2 separate regions of the Homo sapiens genome follow, and region 2 is linked to region 1. A link is an interaction called in ENCODE POLR2A ChIA-PET data of the cell type or tissue named here. Cell type or tissue: Caco-2. All regions are shown on one strand. Region 1 has its middle 8.4 kb from the start of NDST1. Region 2 has its middle 11 kb from the start of TCOF1.

Region 1 (4,000 bases):
TGTGAGTCACACCCAGTGGATACAGAGGCGCAGGCCATTGTGTGCCGTGATTCATTCTGTTCTCCCGGCCCCGAAGGGATGACGAGGCCCTGAGCACCGATCCATGCCCACGCCTGTGGATGAAAGCTGATATGAGGAGGCCCAGGGGACCTGAGGGAGTCGGCTCCCTCTGCTACCTCCTGTCTCTTGAGTATCCTGTGATCGTGACCTGTCCATTCCCACCAGTGCAGGGGTCCATGAGCCCCCAAAGGTGCAGTGAGTTGTAGGCATTTCTGTGTTTTCTTTTTCTGAAGAAAGAGTTTGTTGGTTTCATCAGATCATCAGAAGGCTGGGTGTCCCTGTGGAGTGCTGACGGGGCCGTGTGCACTGCGGGCTTGAGAAATGGTGGCAGCGTGGTGCAAATAGAAAGTAGCCTGGTGGCAGTGTAGCATCCTGGGTCAGGGTGTGGTCTTGGAGACGGGCTGTTGGCTTCTGAGCTGGCACCTCCACTTAGGAGCTGTGTGACATTGGGTAAGTTACTTTGTCTGTGCTTCCTCAGTAAAATGGCAATAACAGTATTTATCTCATGGTGTTATAGTTAGACTTTTAGGTAAGTTAATGTTTGTAAAGGACTTACCTCGTGCTTGGTACAAAGTAATCATTTGGTAAAAGTTTGCTGTTGGTAGTTCTAGCTCTGCTATGAATTTGCTGAGTGATCTTGTAAGTGTCTGATCCTGGGGTCTTAGTCTCCACCCCTGGCTCCGCACTCTGTGCTGGGCTTTCTAGGAGCTGCAGGACCAGCTTAGAGAGCAGGGGTGGGCAGGGGAGGTAGGGGAAACCCTTTCTGCATTCTGGGACTCCCTAGCCCAGGCCCTCCCTGGCTTTGTCCTGAGGCAGGGTTATGTAACCAGCCGGGTCTGGCCAGGCAGGGCACGATTCTCAACCTCCTTTTGTCCCTCCATTGTCTCTTTCTCTCCCTTCCCCCCACGGAGCTGTCGTTAGCTGACCTGTTCCTCAAGCTCCAGGGATGAAATTGGACCCTTGCTATTCTGCCACCAATTGATTTAGTTTAGTCCAGAGGTTTGCTGGGCTGGCGGCCCCTCCTCCCGCTACCTGGGGACAGCACTAAACTGATACCTCTATGCCTGCTTCATGCCTCCTTTTTGGGGAGGAAACACAGGAGTCTAGATGACTTGGGCTCTTGGTCCAGCCTGCCAGGTTGTAGGGACAGGATGTTCCTGCCTATGGCCTCTGAAGTTCTAGAGGTACACCCCACTCCCTATCCAGGATTCCTTCCCCAGAAGAGCCTTCTCCATCCTTGCAGCCCAGCACCAATGCCTTCTCTTCCAGGAAGCCTTCCAAGGTACCTCAGCTGCAGGGAAGTTGGCCTCTACTGAGCTCCACAGTGTGTTCTCTGTCCCTTTTAAGAAAACAGAGGTCACAAACTGGCAGGCCACATTTGCCCTATGGGCAGATTTTGTTTGGTCCATGCCAAATATTGAGCTGGTTGCCAACCAGAGGTTTTACATAAAAACTCAGACTTCTGGCTTTATTTCAAAAATTGGAAGACAGGAAAACCTTGAGCCTACATTCTCCAGGGGTCATTGCTGGAGGTGAGGCATGTACACTTCACCCCATCCCCAGCCAGCCATTTCATATGCTTACATGATCTTTCTGGTCACTGGAGGCATCTGAGTTTGCAACCCTGTCCTTAAGCTATGAACCACTTTCTCTCCTACCTTGTTCCTTTGTGGGCTCTTCTAAGGCAGCGGGTGTAAGGGCTGTGGGCTGAATCACCTTTGTGTCCCTCGAAGCATGGAAGCATTGGAGCATCATGCTTAGGCTCAGGACGGTTTCCCCAGTAGGAGCATAACAAGTGCTTCCTGTGTGAAAGCAGGTGTGGCCATGGTCTATCCCTCCAGCTGTGAAGGTTCCATTTGCTAGAGGCCTCTGGGTCAGCCTGCTCTGTGACCCTCGAATCCTCCCCCAAGATAAGCTCTGCCTGCGTAGCCACTGACCCAGGCGGCTTCTTAAGCTGCAGATAACAGTCCCTGAAAGGGCGGGCCCCACCCTGCAGTGTAACCAAGGAGAGGAGCATCCACCTGCAGCTGTCACCAGGTCTTACTCTCATGGTGGGCTTGGAGGAGTTTAGGGAGGGGAGGACTGTGCTCAGCAGCCTTCAGAGGATATCAGGTCCAGACCTCTGTGTGCTGAGGCCAGCAGGGTGAAGAGGGGTGTGGACCAGTTCAGATGTTTACTGGCCTGGGCTTCTTCTCCATTGGGCCTCTCTGTGCTTTCTCCTCCTAGAGTATGTTGCTTTATCCGACAGCTCCCTTGTCCAACTGTCTGTCCCGTCAAGGTTTATTTAACTCATTCAATTGAAATCTTAAGTATTCCCTGGGGCCTGCTAAGATGTCTTCTCCTGGAAGAGGTCTTAGCTGAGAGGTTGCAATTGTTCTGGCTACAGGAAAAACCTGGGAAGCTTGCAAAAATGCATGCAGATTGCTGCCCCCACCCGCTGCCTCCTGCTCTGATTCTTTCATTCTAGGGTGTAGCCTCCCCATCCTGAGAACATTCAGACCAGGGGGTCTATAGACCACTCTTTAAGGACTGTCTTAGTGCATGGAGCCCAGGGCTGGTAGGGAGGAGCCTTGGGTGGCTGTTGTGCTGGGCGACATTAACCATGCCCCTTTCTCTCTCTGGGCTACTCTTTTGCCCCCTGTGCCAATGTTCTGGGCTTCCCCAGTTGTCGTGGCTGAGTGCAATGTGAGCTATCCTTGGAGAGGATAACACAGAGTGGATTGGGGCAGGTGCCAGTGTCTGGGTGGGGTGAGGGCTGCCAGTCCTGGCCCCACCCTAGCCAGGCCCAGAGGAGTTTCACATTCACATTAGGGAACAGGTCAGGAGAGGAGGCAGACTGAAAGCCTGGCTCAAAGTGGGCAAGTGCTGTGCCCCTGGTATCAGGCCCCACAGGGAAAGCCTGGCCTGGGTGGCCCAGTGACCTGGCCACAGGCTGAGGGGCTCTCCTGCTGTGTGGTCCTGTGGCAGGCAGGCTGAAACATCAAGTGCAGGCATGAACAAGCCATTTACAGCCGGGTAAACTGAGGTACATAGAGGGAAGACACTCTCCTAATGTCACTTGAGTGGGTGGAAAGCTGGGCTGGGACCCCAGGTCTTCCAATGCCAGGCAAGGCCACACTCTTCCATCTCCACCTCCCTCTGCAGGGGCAGTGGCAGATCATCTAGCTGGGACAATCATCTGATTGTCTATGACGACCTAGTTAGAGCCTGGAAAAATGAACCATCGTCACAGCCACCCCGGAGGCATGAAACCGGTTGGGTGTGCAAATTACCCCTCAAACATTCTCCATCCCATTTTTTGTTGTTGTTGTTTTGTCTTTCCTTAAACTATCTGATGGGACAGCTGCCTCTGTGCCCGCTTCCGCCTGACACTGGGCTTCGTGCTCTTCATTCTGAGAACAAAGCTTCCTTCTGATAGTCCTCCTGCTGACCACAGGAAAAGGGCAAGCGTAGCACCAGCCTCCCTCCTCTGCCTCCTCTTGCTGGGAGCATGGGGTAGGCAGCCTTGGATGGATGCTGGAAAGGCCATGAAGGTGGGTGGCGGCGGTCCAGTCCACATTCCCTCTGGCAGCCCAACTGTCAGGACTCAGAAGTTCTCCCTCATGGCCAAAAGGAGAGGAAAAGGCACCGGACAGGGACAAACGTAAAGTCTTGTCATCCATTGGTCCAAGCAGTCAATTGGACTAGAACAGGACTGGGAATTTGGCTGGGAACTGGCCAGGCGAAAACCCTCAGGGTTTTAGCTGGCCCAGGTTGAGTCTTGTATCAGCCTCTAGCCCCTGGTCTGTAGGGGCTGTGTAAGCCTAAAGTTGTGTGTTCAGATGAGGGAGACAATAGTCCCTCATTCAGTATATTTGTATTAAACATCTACTTTGGTCCAGGCTCTTTTCTAGAACTGGGATGCAGCAGTGAACAAAACACATGGAGACCCTGTTTTGGA
Region 2 (4,000 bases), 150 kb before region 1:
CAGAAGAGTCCAAGTGACCCAATTGATAAGAAGAGGCAGAGACAGGAGCCGAATCCAAGCTTCCAACTCTTGCCTGGGGTCCTTTTGTCCTCACCAGGGTTTCTCATACTTGAGTAACATACAGATGCCTCCAAAATAATTCTCACTGGCCCAAGAATATGCCCAGAAATCTTAGGAGTCTGCAGACACAAATTTAAGAACCTTCTAAGTTTGATTTACAGCAAAATCTTGGTTTATTCAGGTGGCTGTAAAGTCATTGATTACCCCAGCGCCAGTGTGATCACAAAGGCAAACATCAACACAGCATTGAAATCACTTGTCCATACAATGTTATAAGGCAGATGTTCAAATTATCGAAAAATATAATTTTTTTTTTGAGACAGAGTTTCGTTCTCATTGCTCAGGCTGGAGTGCAATGGTGCAATCTCAGCTCACTGCAACCTCCACCTCCCGGGTTAGAGCGATTCTCCTGCCTCAGCCTCCCAAGTAGCTGGGATTACAGGCGCTGCCACCACACCCAGCTAATTTTGTATTTTTAGTAGAGGCAGGTTTCACCACGTTGGTCAGGCTAGTCTCGGACTCCTGACCTCAGGTGATCCACCCGCCTCAGCCTTCCAAAGTGCTGGGATTGTAGGCGTGAGCCACTGTGCCTGGCCTAAAATTTTTCTTTTTTTTTTTTTTTTAGAGATCGAGTCTCACTCTGTCTCCCAGGCTGGAGTGCAGTGGTGCAATCTCAGCTTACTGCAACCTCCACCTCCTGGGTTCGAGCAATTCTCCTGCCTCAGCCTCCCGAGTAGCTGGGATTGCAGATGCGCACTGCCACACCAGCTAATTTTTTGTATTTTAGTAGAGACAGGGTTTCACCGGGTTGCCCAGGCTGGTCTCAAACTCCTGAGCTCAGGCAATCCACCCGCCTTGGCCTCCCAAGGTGCTAGGATTACAGGCATGAGCCACTGCATCCGGTTAAAATCTTTAATTATTTTAGATTATCATTGAAATGAAAATTAAAAATCAAACTCTTGAAGAACTTGTCGGAACCGTCCCCTTTCCCATTCTGAGATTCTGTCAGGCTGCCTCCACATTGCCTGAAAACCCGTCCCTGTTCTAACATTCTTTGAGTTTCCCTGGTAACCATCTGCTGGTGGAAATGACAATTAAGCTGTTCAGCTGCCTGGTTCACTTAGTTCCCCCATTATGGCTCTGTGCCAGGGTCAAGAAGGCCTGAATTTACCCACCTGCAGCAATGGGCCAAAGGAGAGAGATCCTCTCAGGGACAGGATGAGTCTCAAAACACAGAGTAGAAAAAGCCTGCACCTGGACGGACATTGTTCATCCTTCCACCACCTCATCCACTAATGCATCCGTTCTGCATTCACTCTCGCCTGTTACATTCCAGGTCCACATTTGTGGGAGAGAAGATGGGGTGAAAAAATAAGCAAGGTTTACCTTGGTGTATATAATGTACTACTATCAATATTGTGTGCCTCTGTGTGTGTGTGTGTGTGTGTGTGTGTGTGTGTGTGTGTGTGTGTATGCAGTCATATCTAAGCCCTGGTAATATTGCATCCTCCTGGGAAGAGAACCGAGAAGCTGGGGAACAGAGGATGGGAGCCCAGGAGATTTACTTTTCTCGGTACCCTTTGCATACCTTTACACGTTTGCATCATGTGTATACATCATCTTCTCCAAAAACAGGTTTCAGTTTTTGAACTACATTCTCCACTGGAATCCAGTGCTCTGGCCGTGTGAGCAGGCTGACCTTTCAGAGGTGGTGATGGTGGGGTGACTCGCGGTCAGTAAGTGGGACGAAGAAGGAGGCATCATCCAGACCTATTTGCCATGGGTTCTATGGCCTTGTCCAAGAGGCTGCTGGACCCAGAGGCCTCTGCCCACCTCCCCTCCAAACCTGTTCCTGTGTATGCTGTGCCCAGGATTGAACTGCTCAGAGGTGATGGGGTAGCCCCCTGCCATGGCCTCAAGAGACCTGTTTGTGTGGGCTGGCACGTGGTCACATATGAGTGAGAGTCACCAGGCACGTGTGTCCTTTTCTTTCCCCAGACAAATATTCTCTTGGAGCCCTCAGATGCCCTCCCCACCCTGCTGCGAGGGTGACTGGGCAGCTTTGAGTGGCCATGGTGTATGGAGGCCATGGGATACATCCTCCGTCCTCTTCCGGTTTTCTTGAGACATCACGTATGCCACTTCCATAAGTTCCTGCTTCCAGAGTCACCAAGCATGGCCCCAGGAACAGCTCAGAACCCAGGGCCATGGGTGGGAGGGAAAAGGAGGGAGACTGGTGTCTCATGTCTCGCATGTCCCAGCTCCTCCAGAGACTCAGCTCCACTTGCAGATGCAAAGTTAGATTTGAAGAGACTGTAATCTTGGGGCCAGGCAAGATTAGGACATTCACACTGGATGGCTCTCAGGGAGCAGCGTCTTCTGAGGCTTTTCTCAGTGAGTCCTCCCTCTCCCTGGGGGATTTCAAGACTTCCCACTGTGCCTTGACCTGCTTCCTCCAGCCTCATAACACCCCTGAGAGCTCAAGACAGTTCTCTTCCCTATTTTACAAGTAAAGAAGCTGAAACCCAAAGGTAAAATGACTTATCCCCAAGTTCACCAGCCTATAAATCACTCAGCCTGAATTTCAACCCAAGTGGGCCCTGCTCTAAAGCCCGTGCTAACATTCCACCTGAGGTCAAGGCCTCCTGAGGAGGGTGCCACACCAAGAAATGGCCTCAGCTTGCTGCGGATTGTAGAACCCCAAACAATAGAGGAAGACATTGACGCAGTTCATTATATTCAAACCTAAAGCCTTTGTGCATCGCAAGACTGCATACATAAAGTGAAAAAATAATTCACAGACTAACAAAAGACAGTCGCAGCAGACCACAAGATTAGAGCTCCTGCAAATCAATAAGAAAGACACGAACAGCACCATGGAAACACGGACAGGGGGTACAAGAGGCGATCCACAGAAGAGGAAATCCAAACCACTAGCACAATTATGAAAACGGTTTAACTCCACTCTTCAGAGAAATAGAACTTAAAAACAAGAACGAGAGACATTTGGCCCCCATCAGAGTGATAAACATCCCAAAGTCTGACTATTGCCAGGTCAAGTCTGGATGTGGAGCCACAGAAACTGACCCTTTCAGATACAGTCAGGCAATGGCAGGGAGCCCCAAGATACTCACACACCCGGCCATTCTTCCCCAGGCACATGCAAGACACGCATGAGGATGGTCACGGCAGTGCGGTTTTTATTATGGAAAATTGGACATCATTCAAATGCCCATCAACAGGAGAATGGATTGATAAACTGTAGTACATGCCCCTACAATGAAATTGATTGAATAGTGGATATGTGTATACTGGTGCTCTGCACATCAAATGTGGATAAATTTCAAACACAATGTTGAATGAAAACAAGCAAGTTGCAGAAGGCTATGCACAATATTATGTCATTTACAAAGAGTTTAAAGCTACAAAGCAACACTTTCTATGTTTTATGAATGAATACATGTATAGCATGTATACATAAACATGTGCAGGAACAACTCATGCCAACTTCCGGGAATGGGCTGGTGACTATCTCTGGGCAAAGGGAAGGGAAATGAACTGAGATGCTCTTATGTATTTGAAATGTCTTTTTTCACAATCTAGGCCGGCTGCTGTGGCTCACACCTCTTATCCCAGCACTTTAGGAAGCCAAGGCAGAAGGAGGATCACTGGAAGCCAGAAGATCGAGACCAGCCTGGGCAACAATGCAAGATCCTGTCTCTACAAAAAGTTTCTAAAAATTATCTGGGCATGGTGGTGTGTGCCTGTAGTCCCAGTTATTCTGGAGGAAGAAACAGGAGGATCGCTTGAGCCCAGGAATTTCAAGCTGCGGTGAGCTATGATCACCATCTCAGTTCAACCTGGGTGACAGAGCAAGACACTTGTCTCTAAAAAAAAAAAAAAAAAGTAAAAGAAATCTACGCAGGGCATGGTGGCTCAC

The links. Peaks named below come from ENCODE experiments on the same cell type or tissue, not always from the same donor. Only the 100,000 strongest peaks of a DNase experiment are listed, where the experiment ranks them.
Region 2: POLR2A ChIA-PET joins it to region 1 with 5 read pairs; 3 of 35 experiments call an interaction of 5 or more read pairs at or near these places.

Annotation. Positions count from the first base shown.
Region 1 is chr5:150,497,730-150,501,729 of GRCh38, forward strand. It overlaps a transcript of NDST1 not described here. Among named protein-coding and RNA genes, the nearest start is that of NDST1, 8.4 kb to the right of the region's middle. RefSeq lists a silencer at 798-1,092 and an enhancer at 3,743-4,000. In Caco-2, no CTCF peak of the experiment used is centred here; a DNase peak (open chromatin) is centred at 1,962.
Region 2 is chr5:150,344,763-150,348,762 of GRCh38, forward strand. No RefSeq gene overlaps it. Among named protein-coding and RNA genes, the nearest start is that of TCOF1, 11 kb to the right of the region's middle. In Caco-2, no CTCF peak of the experiment used is centred here; no DNase peak of the experiment used is centred here.